Linked DNA regions of Homo sapiens: all the other regions are linked to region 2. Evidence: chromatin contacts called from ENCODE Hi-C or POLR2A ChIA-PET data. All regions are on one chromosome and are shown on one strand. Each heading gives the region's core, a stretch centred on a gene start or an enhancer-like site at or near the end of the contact. The rest is flanking DNA. Distances are from core to core; before and after follow the strand shown. Region 1 holds the start of NAIF1 (nuclear apoptosis inducing factor 1). Region 2 holds the start of SET (SET nuclear proto-oncogene). Region 3 holds the start of PTGES2-DT (PTGES2 divergent transcript).

Region 1 (4,088 bases), core at 1,060-3,559, 620 kb after region 2:
CATGAGTTAACAACACCTATGTACACCCACCCAACAAATTGGTTTAATTCATTGGCGGTTTACCAGATTCTTTTCATACTTGGCTACGAGATTCTCTAATTGTCATGTGTACAAATGGACCAAACTAACTCAGCAGTGAAACAGGTTCTTAGGTAAAGTACTCAGGAGTCCTATTCCAGGCTGTAAATCAGGCTAAGCTACAGTAAATGAAATACTTGGGAAAATGGCAGCTACACCCGCCAAGTCAGACTGAAGGGGGAAGAGACAGAAGGGAAAGAAACAGCCTCTGCTCTGAGGTTCTCATACAGAAAGGCCAGCACTTCTCTTCCTGGCAGGCCCAGGGATGACCATTTCTCTGCGCCCCTATGCCCACACCTCGGCCAAGAGCCCACAATAGTAACAATCTCGCTTTGACTTTTAGAAAAAAAATTTCCCCCGGATTCTTTCACTCCGTCCACACTCCAACCCCGCGGGGATCACGATCCCATTTTCTGGATAAACAGGGCAATGGAGATGAGCCTAAACCATGAGAACTGTCAGTCTTCGCCGCCAACGTCCACACGGATCAGCCTGAAACCCCAATACCAATTTTTTTTTCAACTCCCACATGTTCCTGAGAGGAACCAGATCAGGGCCCACGGCTGGCATGGAAACGAGAGGGAAAGGAGGGGGTGCTGCTGGGGACTGATGGATGAACCCATCCTTGGGTGAAGGGAGCGTCCAGCTTGGCCTTGAGGTCAGGAGGTGACAAAGGCACACTCCTGAGACCTGGCCTTCTACTCTGGGCAAGAAAGGGCTTTTCGCCCATCAGAAAGCCCATAGGATGCCCACCTGTGTCCACGAAGAACCCGGCTCAAGCACCCAAAGAAGTCAGGAAGGAGCCCCGCTCCCACCAGGGCATAAGTGGGGTGTCCCTCAGTGAGTCAGGGGGCACCCTTCCTCTGGACAGTGGGGGTTCCGCCCAGCCCAAGGGGCCGTCCCCCGAGACCTGTCACCCGGCCCTCGAGGGGCTCCCTCCCCGCCAGTGCTGAGGACGCGCGCAGCCTACCTGGAGCTCGCCCTCGGTGCGGTGCAGTCCCAGGCGCCGCAGCCCCACCGCCAGGTCGTTGACACACAGGCCGCCGTCCCGGTTGACGTCGAGCGTCTGAAAGAGTCTCCACAGGCGCAGCCGGTGGTCCGGGCCCCCGCAGATAGCGCCGCCGCAGGGGTCCCCCACGGACGCCGGCGATGAGGCAGACGAAGAGGCGGCGGTGGCGGCGGCGTCCGGCGGCGGGGAGGCCACACAGCGGCACAACACACTGCTCACCATCGGGCGCGAGGCAGGGGCTCCGGGCGCGGGCGGGAGCGGGGGCGGCGGGCCGGCGGTGACCGCGCGGGAGGCAAGCCAGGCGCTCTGCAGCTGGGAGCGCGGGCTCGGAGACGCCGGCAAGCTGGCGGAAGGGGCGGCTTCCGGGAGCCCCGCCCCTCCGCGCCCCGCTTCGCCGGCCACGCCCGGGCGCACCGAAGGCCAGTCACAGGCTCGGATGGGGAGGAGGGAGGGGCGGAGCCTGTCTAAGGACAGCCCACGCGCCACGGACTACCCGGATCAATGGGGTGGGCGGGGTCACCCGGCTCCGCCTGGGGCCGATTCAAACTGAGGGAGGCGGGGATTGGCTGAGCCGGGGGCCAAGAGAGAGAAAATCACGCAGCGATAGGCATGAGTAATGTGATTGGCAGGCGGAAGGCCCCGTGTCCAGTTTCCATTGATGAACTAACTCTGTTTAGACTGCGGGATCTTAAGGATGGGAGGAGCGGTAGTGTACGGAGAGATCGTAGCCTCCAGTGGGAAACAGGATTTGTGTGAGAGCATTTGTGAACTGCAGTTGCGAGGCAGAGTTTGTGCCGGTGGGAGGAATTAAAAGTTAATTGACCCATGGGTCACGGCCGAAAGCACTAAGTATCCTCAGGAAGCAGGGTTTTGGTAATCTAACTCCCTAAACCACCAATAAAATAGCTGAATTTAACGGCTTAATAGTCGTAATACTGACAATTGAACGACAGAATGATTTTCCAATGGAAGTGAATAAAGGTTAGGTGGGCGGGGCCCTCTGGGCGACGGACACAATTTTAGACCAATGATCAGGCGAATTACAGTAAGCAGGCGTGCTCTTTAGCTGAGCGACAGATCGAAAGAACCAGTGATCGACGTGATATTTGAGCAGCTACCAACCGGGAAGGCCGGTTTTCCCGGAGAAGCGCTGGGAGGCGGGAAGAGGGGAAGTGGGCGGATCTCCGCACACCTCGGCGGAAGAGGCAGATTCAGGAAGCCATTACGCTGCTGGCTGGCAGCGGCCGGGCCGGTCGGGGCTGGGCCCTACGCACTTTGCGTAGCGAGGGGGGTTACCAAAGGCCTAGTGCTTGGCCTCGAGCAAGCCTGGCCTATCCCCTGTAGGGGGTGGGTGAGGGGCGAGGCTGAGGAAGAAGAGAAGGGGAATTGGGGCGCTTGAGGGGATTATAATTTCTTTAAAAAGAGGGGAGGGGAGAGGCCATGGCCGTCCCAGCCAAGAAAAGGAAGATGAACTTCTCAGAGCGGGAGGTGGAGATCATCGTGGAGGAGCTGGAGCTGAAGAAGCACCTGCTGGTGAACCACTTCAACGCCGGGGTACCCCTGGCCGCCAAGAGTGCGGCCTGGCACGGCATCCTGAGAAGGGTCAACGCCGTGGCCACCTGCCGCAGAGAGCTGCCTGAGGTCAAGAAGAAGTGGTCTGACCTCAAGACCGAGGTCCGTCGCAAGGTTGCCCAGGTCCGGGCCGCCGTGGAGGGTGGTGAGGCGCCGGGGCCCACTGAGGAGGACGGAGCTGGGGGGCCTGGGACAGGCGGTGGCAGTGGTGGCGGTGGCCCAGCTGTAGCCCCAGTGCTGCTGACCCCCATGCAACAACGTATCTGCAACCTGCTGGGCGAGGCCACCATCATCAGCCTGCCCAGCACCACAGAGATCCACCCTGTGGCCCTCGGACCCTCGGCCACCGCAGCCGCAGCCACGGTCACCCTGACACAGAGTGAGTGACCTCTCCTGCCCAGGCGGCGTGCATAAGTGGGAAGGGCCAGCAAGCTCTGGGGTGGCCTGGGGAAGGTTGGCTGCCAAGGGTCAGAGGTCAGATGGGGGTCTTGGAAGACCATGAGGCCTTCCAAGAGCAGCACCCAGACAGAAGTGATCTTGCTCTCTTTGGGACTTCCTCAGCACGTGGGCTGGACTTCTGACGTGCTGGATAGCTCGCCACTGAGCATTGCCACCATGTTTGTCCATGACTTACCTCCACTTGCCGAACTGGGTGGTCCTTGAAAACAAGAGACCGTGTCTGTATCCCCACAGGACTTTTCACAGGGCCCGGCTTGTAGTAGACAGCCAGGCCATATTTGTTGAAAAAATTGATGGGAATAATACTGCCCAAGTGAGACAACGATTCTGGATTCTGTTTTCAGTGTGGGGGATCTTTCATCAGGTGCTGCTCAGGAGCCTCATGGTTCCTGGTGTTAATCTACTCCATTCATTCATTCATTCATTCATCAAACATTAGCACTTATTCTGTACCAAACCCTGTGCTGGGCACTGGGATTACCAAGTTGTCTAAAATACAGGCCAGTTATGTTCTAGTAGGACAGAGATGACACATATAGGAATAGCTTCGCCATCAGTTGGGAAAACCTCAGGCCCCGGAAGAGGAAGGGGGCTTCTTGGTGGCATAAGGACACATAGCTGACATTGGCGTTGAAGGGTGGAGGAGCTTGACCTCTCCCACATGCGCGGAGGCCCATACAGCCCAGCCAGGATCCTTTCCGTGGTTCTCAGGAATGACAACAGAACTAACTTTGGTTGGATTTTTTAGTTCAAAGAAGAGTTTGTGCCCTGTTACCTCTGCTCGTTTGTGATGACCGTGAGCTGGATCATTCAGTGATTCTCAGTGGGGGTTGGGGGAGTTGGGTGGATGTGCGAGTGCCATCCCCTCACAATGCGTATTTCTCAAGAATACACTGGGGTGGGGTAAGGGGGACAAACACGGGTCTAGGTCAGATGCTGTTCTGGAACAGGAAGGATGTTTAAGTATCGG
Region 2 (4,167 bases), core at 1-2,500:
AGGTGCCCTTTTGTCCTGTAAAGACTACAAACCCCCTACAAAGCTAAGTGGGTGTGAAAGGGCCAGATCGCGCGGTTCATTTCCGGTAACCATCCCGGATTGGCAGCCCCCCTGCCGAGAGCCTCCTAGGCAGAGGCCAGCTTTCTTAGCCATTTCCAAGACCCCCGATACACTGGTCGCGGCGCCAGGTTTCTCCGCACGCTGGCGCGACGGGGCGGCCGCCCCACGTGGGGAGTGCGCCCGGGCTGGCCAGAGCATCCTCCCGGCCGGCCAAGGCCCAGCGCGCGGCCGCCCGCGTGTTCCCCGCGCCCCCACCCCACCCGAGCTCCAGGCAGAAGCCCCGCCGGGGCCAGCCTCTGGGCGGGGGTGCCGGGGGCGCCGCCGCGGGCCGGGCGCGAAGCGGAACCGCGCGGGAGGTCGGGCGCGGGGCCGCGTCCGGCCGCACCATGTGGCGGCGGCGGCGGCTGATGGGAGCGAGGCATCATGGCGGAGCACAATAAAGAGAGGCTTCTCGGGAGGGAGGGAGGGGGAGGAGAGCGAGGGAGGGGGGAGAGGAAGGGGGGGTCTCCTCCGCCCGCGCCGAGCAGGCCGCAGCGCCCCCGCCTCGCAGCGCGGCCGCCGCGGCGCGGGCCACCCAGGCCCCCAGCCCAGCCGCGCACAAAAAAGGGCGCCGAGTCCGCGGGCCCCCGCCCGGCCGCGCCGCGCCCCCCCGCCCGGCGCCCCCCGCGCGCGCCCCGGGCCCCGCCGGCGGCCTGCGGGCCGGGGCGGGCGGCGAAGATGGCGGCGCGGGCCGGCCCCCGGGCTCGCTGCTCTCACCTGAGGTCTCGTCGGCCCCGTCGTGGTTGGAGTTGAGCTCCTTTTTACTGACTTTGGCCGCCGGCGCCGACATGGTGCTGCTCCGCGGTCGGGGGGGGAGCGGGGAGGGGGAGAGAAGGGAAGGCGAAGGGGGCGGGCAAGCGGCTTCCCCTCACGCCACACGCGCGGGCGCCCGCTCGGTCCGGCCGCCTCCTCCCGGCGCTCGCTCGCTCTCCCTCCCCCTCGCTCGCTCGCGCGCGCTACCCTCGCGGCCTGACGCCGAGGGACGGGCTGGGGCGGCGTGCCGGGCCCCGGCCCGGGCTCCTGTTCGCGGAGGGGAGGCGGAGGCGGCGGCGGCGGGCGGCTCGGCTCCCTCACTCGCGCTCGGCGATCCAGCCAGCTCGCTGCTCGCTCTCCCGAGCCGCCTCCTCCTCCACCTCCTCCTACGGCGAGGGGCGGGCGCAGGGCGCAGGCGCGCCAGGCCCCGCGCGGATGCTCCGCCTCCGGCCGGGGAGGCTCGCGCCGCGGCGCCATTGGCCTGGGCGGCGGGATGAGGGGGCGGAGTCGCGGCGCGGAGACACAGGGCCCGGCGAGAGGTGGGAGGAAGGCGCGCGGCGACGCACGGCCGCCCCCCGCGCCGCGTCCCCTCCCCCGCTCTCCCCTCTCCGGCCCGACCCAGGACACTGGCGCGCGGCAGGCCGGTGGGCGGGGCGTCGCACGGAGGCGCGGGTGCCCCCGGCCGGCGCGTCACGTGGTGAGCGAGCGGCTTCCCTGCTCCGCGGGGCACCGGGAGCGGGGCGCCCACCACCCCGAAAGTGCAGGCCCGGCCTCGTATGGGGGCCCCGAATTCCGCCCGGCCTCTCGGCGCCTTCCACTTCGTGGAGAAAGCAGGGGGCACCCCATTCTGGATGCCAGATGGGGAACTGCCGATCGGACTCAAACTCGGGCTCGTGTGCGAAGCCCCAGGCTGTGTAATCCGCGCGCAGGGCCATTCCTGGGTTTTAGTCCAAGCCCTGCCCAGCAAGCTTGTACCCTTGAGCAAGTCACCCTTCCTCTCTGAACCCGTTTCTGTTATGAAATGATAAAGGTTACGACACTGAAGCCACATTAAACTCGAAGTCCTGTGAAGGCAGGGAGGTACCACATTAGTCCGCGGTGCCCAGCGCCCGCAAGAATCATACTGAGCGTTAAGTGCCAGTTTCAGCAGCGCATGGCACGGTTATCTCACCGAGGCCTCACAACAGCCCCAAGCGATAGGCGGTGTTCTGTTCATAGAGATGAAAGGGGCCAACAAGTTCTACTTGAGAGGCAAAGTTCTGAACCACTAAGGAGGGCCAAAGCATTTTGTTTAAATAATACTTTTCAAGTAATGCGGATGCCCCACATTCTGTCCCTCCAGCACCCCAAGACATGAACCATAAAAAGCCAGAAAAACCCTGATTAGTAGCATTTGTTTGTTTGTTTTGAGACGGGAGTCTTGCTCTGTCCCCCAGGCTGGAGTGCAGTGGCGCAATCTTGGCTCACTGCAAGCTCTGCCTCTCGGGTTCAAGCAATTCTCCTGCCTCGGCCTCCCGAGTAGCTGGGGCTACAGGCACGTGCCACCATGCCCGGCTAATTTTTGTATTTTTAGTAGAGATGGAGTTTCACCACCTTGGCCAGGCTGGTCTACTGACCTGGGGTGATCCACTCACCTCGTCCTCCCAAAGTGCTGGGATTACAGGCGGGAGCCACTGCGCCCGGCCAGTACCATTTGTTGATTTTAGTGATACGCTGGCCAATTTCAAATCCTGGCCATGCAATAGCTCACTCCTGTTATCCCAACACTTTGGGAGGCCAAGGCAGGAGGATCGCTTGGGCCCAGGAATTCCAGGCTTCAATGAGCCCCAATGCAGCCACTGCACTGAAGCCTGAGTGACAGAGCAAGACCCTATCTCTAAAACAAAAACAAAAAAATACCTGAAATCTCTCTTTGGACATTTTTAACCAGAACTTGGGGTTGGAATTCTGCCTTCCAGAACTCACACTTTACCATTGGCTCTTTTTTTTTTTTTTTTTTTTTGGTGGGGGAGGGGACCAAGTCTCATTCTGTCTTCCAGGCTGGAGTGCAGTGGTGCCATCTCAGCTCACTGCAACCTCCGCCTCCCGGGTTCAAGTGATTCTCCTGCCTCAGCATCCTGAGTTGCTAGGATTACAGATGTGAGTCACCACGCCCTGCTAATTTTTGTATTTTTTGGTAGAGACAGGTTTTCACCATGTTGGCCAGACTGGTCTCAAACTCCTGACCTCAGGTGATCCACCTGCCTCTGCCTCCCAAAGTGCTGAGATTACAGGCATGAGCCACTGAGCTCGGCCCACTATCAGCTCTTAAAGCTCAAGCAGCATCTTTCATGTTCAAGACAGTGCACGGTGAGTGTCTTAGCCTCCCGAGTATCTGGGATTACAGGCGCCCACTACCATGCCAAGCTAATTTTTGTATTTTTTAGTAGAGACGGGGTTTCACCATGTTGGCCAGGCTGGTCTCGAACTCCCGACCTCAGGTGATCTGCCCACCTCGGCCTCCCAAAGTGCTGGGACTACAGGCATGAGCCACCCACTGTGCCTAGCATAAACTAAACTTTGTTGCAAGTGACAGAACCAAGATTCTAAACCAAGTAGCAATTGACAAAGCCCTTACCTTAAAACAGTTTTTCTATTTTTATTGTTGTTATTATTATGAGACAGGGTCTCTCTCTGTCGCCCAGAACCATGGCTCACTGCAGCCTTGACCTCCTGGGCTCTGGGGATTCTTACACCTCAGCCTTCTGAGTAGCTGGGACCACAGGCAAGCACCACTGCCACCTTGCCTGGCTAATTTTGTTTTTATCTTTTGTAGAGAGGAGGTATCACCATGTTGCCCAGGCTGGTCTCAAACTCCTGAGCTCAAACCATCCTTCAGCCTCAGCCTTCCAGAGCTCTGGGATTACAAGAGTTAGCCATCGCACCCTGCCTCAGTTTTTTTAATGTGACCAACAGTCAGAAGTACTTTTGACATCATGACCTAGCACACACAAACCAAAACTTACCCTTACCAAGGGTGATGTGATTCTAATTTCCTATTTAAAATGCAGGTCACACCCCACCAAATTGATTTCACGACCCGCTCCTGGGCTGAGTCTGTCTGAGAACACTATGCCAAGGGCTGGCTGCTTCCATCCTCAAAGCCTGACCCATAGGGTCACTCCTGACCCACAATGTCTCCTAAGTGCCTTATCTGCCTGTTTCCCAAGCACCTGCAGGGGTCCCAGGGAACCCTGTAATGCCTTCTGATGGGGGAGTGGGCTTTCAGGTTCCCTTTCTGGCCTCCCAACCCTCCCTGCCACCTCCCTGCCCCTC
Region 3 (4,329 bases), core at 1,830-4,329, 560 kb after region 2:
GTGGAGTGTGAGCATCAGGAAACCCTCTGTGCTCCCAGCGAGGCTGCCGGTGAGTGGAATCTGGCTTTGGGAAGCATCTTGAGTGCAGGACACCAACAGCATCAGAAATTTCTGAACAGCACCTGCCTTCTAGCGTGTAACGAGGTGCCACAGGGAGAGCCCCAGTGCTTGGCACACTGTAGGCATGTAGCAGCTTTTCGTGGAACTAAGGGACAAAGGTGCGACTTGCAAGGACACAGTGGCTTTTCTTCTTTTAGGAGAGCCCAGAGGTGCTCCTTAGGCAGGCCAATAATGGGAGCTGAGTGAGGGGGAGGAGGAAGAGGGTGGCTTTGCTTCCCTGGGGTGGGGGGTTCTATTCCCTAATGGCCATTGGAAATCAGCATTCATACTTGGCAAGAAATAGCTAACCTCTACCTTGGGGAGCATAGGCTTGGAGAGGATGTGCCTACTGCAACCACTGGCTTTCAAAAGACTGGGCTTTCTTTGCTGATGCTGGATCAAACGTACTGAGACATGGCCACAGAAGCTCTGCTGCTTTATGGACATGAAAGGTGGGTGACAAAGCCCTGAAGAGGGGACTAGGGTATCCTAAATTCTGAAATCTGTCCCCAGATGCACAAGCCTCCACGTGGAAAAGGGAGAAGGACTGCTTGCATGGTGTACGGCCTTGGGTGCAGTGACGGATGGCGCACACCTGCCCCAGTGCCCTCCATTGAGGTTTGGAGCAGTGACCTCACCTCTGCACAGACCCACCTGCAGGGTGGGGGGATAGGACGGGGCTATCTCAAGTGTGGGGGGCACCAGGGCAGGGCACCTTGGAAGTATTGCCAGGATAACTAACTGAAGACCAGTGGTTAGGGCAGGGCAGCCCTGCCCCTGTTCTCTGTCCTGTCTCTCAGGAACTGGCGTGAGATGGGGAGATCAGGTGCACAGTGAGGGGCGTAGCTGTGGATTGAACATAGCATGGTCAGGCTTCTGTCTTTTATTATTTATTTATTCATTTATTTATGATATATCATAGTTGTACATACTTTGGGGGTACATGTGATACTTTGATACCTGTATGAAACATGTAATGATCAAATCAAGGAAATTAAGATCTTCATCACCTCAAACATTTATCTTTTTTGTGTGTGGGCGGCAAGCCACCCAGGCACCGAGGCAAGAGACAGAGGACACGAGCTCTTCCAGTATAATAAAATATAAAACAAGAATAGTTATACCAGATATAGATCTTAGATATGATTATATATGACTATCATTAATCATTAGTTTGTAGCAATTACTTTTTATTCCAATATTATGATAATCCTCGCTCTATAATCATAGCCTAGGAAAAACCAGGCCATACAGAGATAGGAGCTGAGGGGACATAGTGAGGTGTGACCAGAAGACAAGAGTGCGAGCCTTCTGTTATGCCCACACAGGGCCACCAGAGGGCTCCTTGGTCTAGCGGTGACGCCAGCATCTGGGAAGACGCCCGTTACCAGGCGGATCATGGTCCAGCAGTAGCAAAAGGTGTCAAGGAACAACACCTGCTACTTAGCAGACCGGGAAAGGGAGGGTGGGGGTCTCCCTTTCCCCGGGGGAGTTTAGAGAAGACTCTGCTCCTCCACCTCTTGTGGAGGGCCTGACATCAGTCAGGCTCGCCCGCAGTTATCTGGAGGCCTGTCTCCCTGTGATGCTGTGCTTCAGTGGTCACGCTCCTAGTCCGCCTTCATGTTCCATCCTGTACACCTGGCTCTGCCTTCCAGATAGCAGTAGTCAATTAGTGAAAATACTAATAGTCCCTGATATGCAGAAATAATGGCGTAAGCTGTCTTTCTCTTTGTCTCCTCTCCCTCTCTGCCTCCGCTGCCAGGCAGGGAAGGGCCCCCTGTCCAGTGGACACGTGACCCACGTGACCTTACCTATCATTGGAGGTGACTGACATTCTTTACCCTGCCCCTTCTGCCTTGTATCCAATAAATAACAGTGCAGCCAGACATTCGGGGCCACTACCGGTCTCCGCGCATTGGTGGTAGTGGTCCCCCGGGCCCAGCTGCCTTTTCTCGTCTCTTTGTCTTGTGTCTTTATTTCTACACTCTCTCGTCGCCGCACACAGGGAGAGACCTACCGACCCTGTGGGGCTGGACCCTACAGCGCCCTGTGTCACCTCGGCAGCTTAAGCACGTGCAACTGGTTGCTCTGTAAGCTGCTCACATTTGGCAAGGCTGCGAGGCCACACCAGCAAAGCCAGGTGGCTGGAGATGCTGACCCAGCAGAGCATCGCGCTCCCCGCCCCGGGCCAGACCCTCCTACTAAGCCCAGCAGGCCAAACACGGACCCGCCCCCCTCAAGTGCCTAGGTGTCCCCGGGGCCTGAACACATCAAGTTACATTTTGATGGAGTTAGAATCCGGAAAATCAAGAGTGTGGAAGATCAGGAGCAATTAATGTAAACAGGAGGAGGATGAAGCTGGGAGGAGCAGGAGCTAGCAAGCAGGAGCTAGCAAGCAGGAGCGTGAGAGTGGCGCTGGGAGAAGGCCTGGATAGGGATAGAGTAGAGCACAGAACATGGGGGTCACCCTCAACCACCCCTAAACACTCTAAGCTCGAGCAGTCCCTCAACTCCTGGTCTGTAAAGTGGCTGAAGGAAGTGGGTGGAGCAAAACCCATATGGGCGAGTGTCCCAGCAGCTGCCTCAGTTTCCCTATCTGTAAAACGGGGCTGGGGACCTGCAGCTCTCACGGGACTGGTTACCCGCTCGCGGGTGCTCGCCCTGCATCCGAGACAGCACCTACAACTCCAAACCCACTCGGGGCGGGTCGAGGTGGGCCCTTCGGTCCCTTCGAAGCCAACATCCCGATTCCCCTTCCCGGGAAGGCACCCCCGGAAACGCCAAGGTCGCTCCAGCAGTCTCCTCGGGTCACCCGCTTCCCCGAAGCCGTCGTCCTCGCCTTCCGCTCTCGTCTTCACCGGCATACTCAGGTCCCCGCTGGGGACTGACACTGCGGGCTCGGTCGCCGCAAGGACTGGAAGGAAGGTGGAAGATGCGGGGCGAAAGCGGAGCGAGAAGAGTGGGACGCGGCGGAGCAGCAGAGCCGGGACTCAGAGCTCCCCCCTCGCCCCGCCCCTCTCCCCGCCCACTCTGCGAGTCCCGCCCCCTCTCGGGCGCCGGGCGGGGCCATCCCGGGGCTGTCCGCGGAGACGCCTATGCGGTGGAGGCTCCGGGCTTCAGCTAGGGCGGGGGAGCCCAGCAGAAGGACCGAGCAGCCTGGCACCCCACTTTGCCATCCTCTCCCTGGAAATCTCGGGGTCGGCGGGCCGGCCGCTTCGCGTGGGCGAAATCAGAGACACGTGGTTTCCAAGGCCCCTTCGGGTTCGGGAAAATTTTATGGTTCGGGTCACAGTAGGAAGCGGACAATGAGGCGGGAGGGCAGAGAGAACCGCAACACCTGGTGCCGGGTCGGGTCGTTTCCGGGGCTTTCAGTGGCCGGAAGTCGCGGCGCCTGTACTGACTCTAGGAAGGGCTGGAGTTGTTTTGAATGGGCGCCCGTAAGAGAGGTGGGCAAGTACGTGTTACAGACGGCCACGCCGCCCTTTAGGCGGTCAAGGTGGGGCGAGGAGACGTTCGCCCCCCTGCAGTCGGCCGGGTCACTACCCAAGAGCCTTTGGAGGCGGAAGCATGGAACGGTCTGCAAACGTTCCCGAGCGGGCCTCTGCGGCTCTGGCGGGCGTTTCGAACTTGGGCGCCGGGCACACGCCCAGTCCCGAGAGCGCTGAGGGTTCCCTTAGCGTCGCCCTCACCCCGGCCAACCCGCGGGGCGCCAGAGTCCTGGCCCTTTAAACGCCGCGCGTGCCTCGGCGTCTTCGTTTCGCGCGCCCGCCCGCGGCGCCGGCGGAGCGAACATGGACCCGGCTGCGCGGGTGGTGCGGGCGCTGTGGCCTGGTGGGTGCGCCTTGGCCTGGAGGCTGGGAGGCCGCCCCCAGCCGCTGCTACCCACGCAGAGCCGGGCTGGCTTCGCGGGGGCGGCGGGCGGCCCGAGCCCCGTGGCTGCAGCTCGTAAGGGGAGCCCGCGGCTGCTGGGAGCTGCGGCGCTGGCCCTGGGGGGAGCCCTGGGGCTGTACCACACGGCGCGGTGGCACCTGCGCGCCCAGGACCTCCACGCAGAGCGCTCAGCCGCGCAGGTAAGGCCTGGCCCGGCCGGGGATGGGGATGCTGATCAGCGCCGAACTCGGGACTCCTGGGAACCCGCAGGGTCAGGAGTTGCCTCTGCCTGCTTGTGACCTTGGGCGAGTGACTTGGTCTGAAGTCTCCGAACCCTCTGTATTCTTTTGTGTAAAATAG

What was found. A loop is a pair of places that touch in the nucleus more often than their neighbours do. ChIA-PET counts read pairs that join two places held with the same protein, here RNA polymerase II (POLR2A). Pooled maps may share reads with other maps.
Region 1: a pooled map shows a loop between it and region 2 (11-fold over the local background). The contact joins the promoter of NAIF1 here to the promoter of SET in region 2. A Hi-C loop is called at or near these places in 1 of 37 single-sample maps with no recorded cell type and 8 of 50 pooled maps. POLR2A ChIA-PET finds 5 or more read pairs at or near these places in 1 of 52 experiments (HepG2).
Region 3: a pooled map shows a loop between it and region 2 (15-fold over the local background). The contact joins the promoter of PTGES2-DT here to the promoter of SET in region 2. A Hi-C loop is called at or near these places in 3 of 37 single-sample maps with no recorded cell type and 8 of 50 pooled maps. POLR2A ChIA-PET finds 5 or more read pairs at or near these places in 2 of 52 experiments (AG04450 and activated T-cell).

What each region holds. Positions count from the first base shown.
Region 1 is chr9:128,065,541-128,069,628 of GRCh38, reverse strand. NAIF1 (nuclear apoptosis inducing factor 1) reads left to right here and starts at 2,309. Exons shown (of 2, transcript NM_197956.4): 1 at 2,309-3,038. The coding sequence starts at 2,528. It overlaps SLC25A25 (solute carrier family 25 member 25), which reads right to left and starts at 1,397. Exons shown (of 11, transcript NM_001330988.2): 1 at 1,049-1,397. The coding sequence starts at 1,309. RefSeq lists enhancers at 291-370, 2,121-2,450 and a silencer at 1,101-1,670.
Region 2 is chr9:128,686,305-128,690,471 of GRCh38, reverse strand. SET (SET nuclear proto-oncogene) reads right to left here and starts at 1,250. Exons shown (of 8, transcript NM_003011.4): 1 at 817-1,250. The coding sequence starts at 889. RefSeq lists silencers at 381-500, 881-1,790 and an enhancer at 2,077-2,953.
Region 3 is chr9:128,127,279-128,131,607 of GRCh38, reverse strand. PTGES2-DT (PTGES2 divergent transcript) reads right to left here and starts at 3,079. Exons shown (of 1, transcript NR_024425.1): 1 at 974-3,079. It overlaps PTGES2 (prostaglandin E synthase 2), which reads left to right and starts at 3,879. Exons shown (of 7, transcript NM_025072.7): 1 at 3,879-4,169. The coding sequence starts at 3,891. RefSeq lists silencers at 2,869-2,978, 3,009-3,208, 3,849-4,138 and enhancers at 3,519-3,638, 4,279-4,329.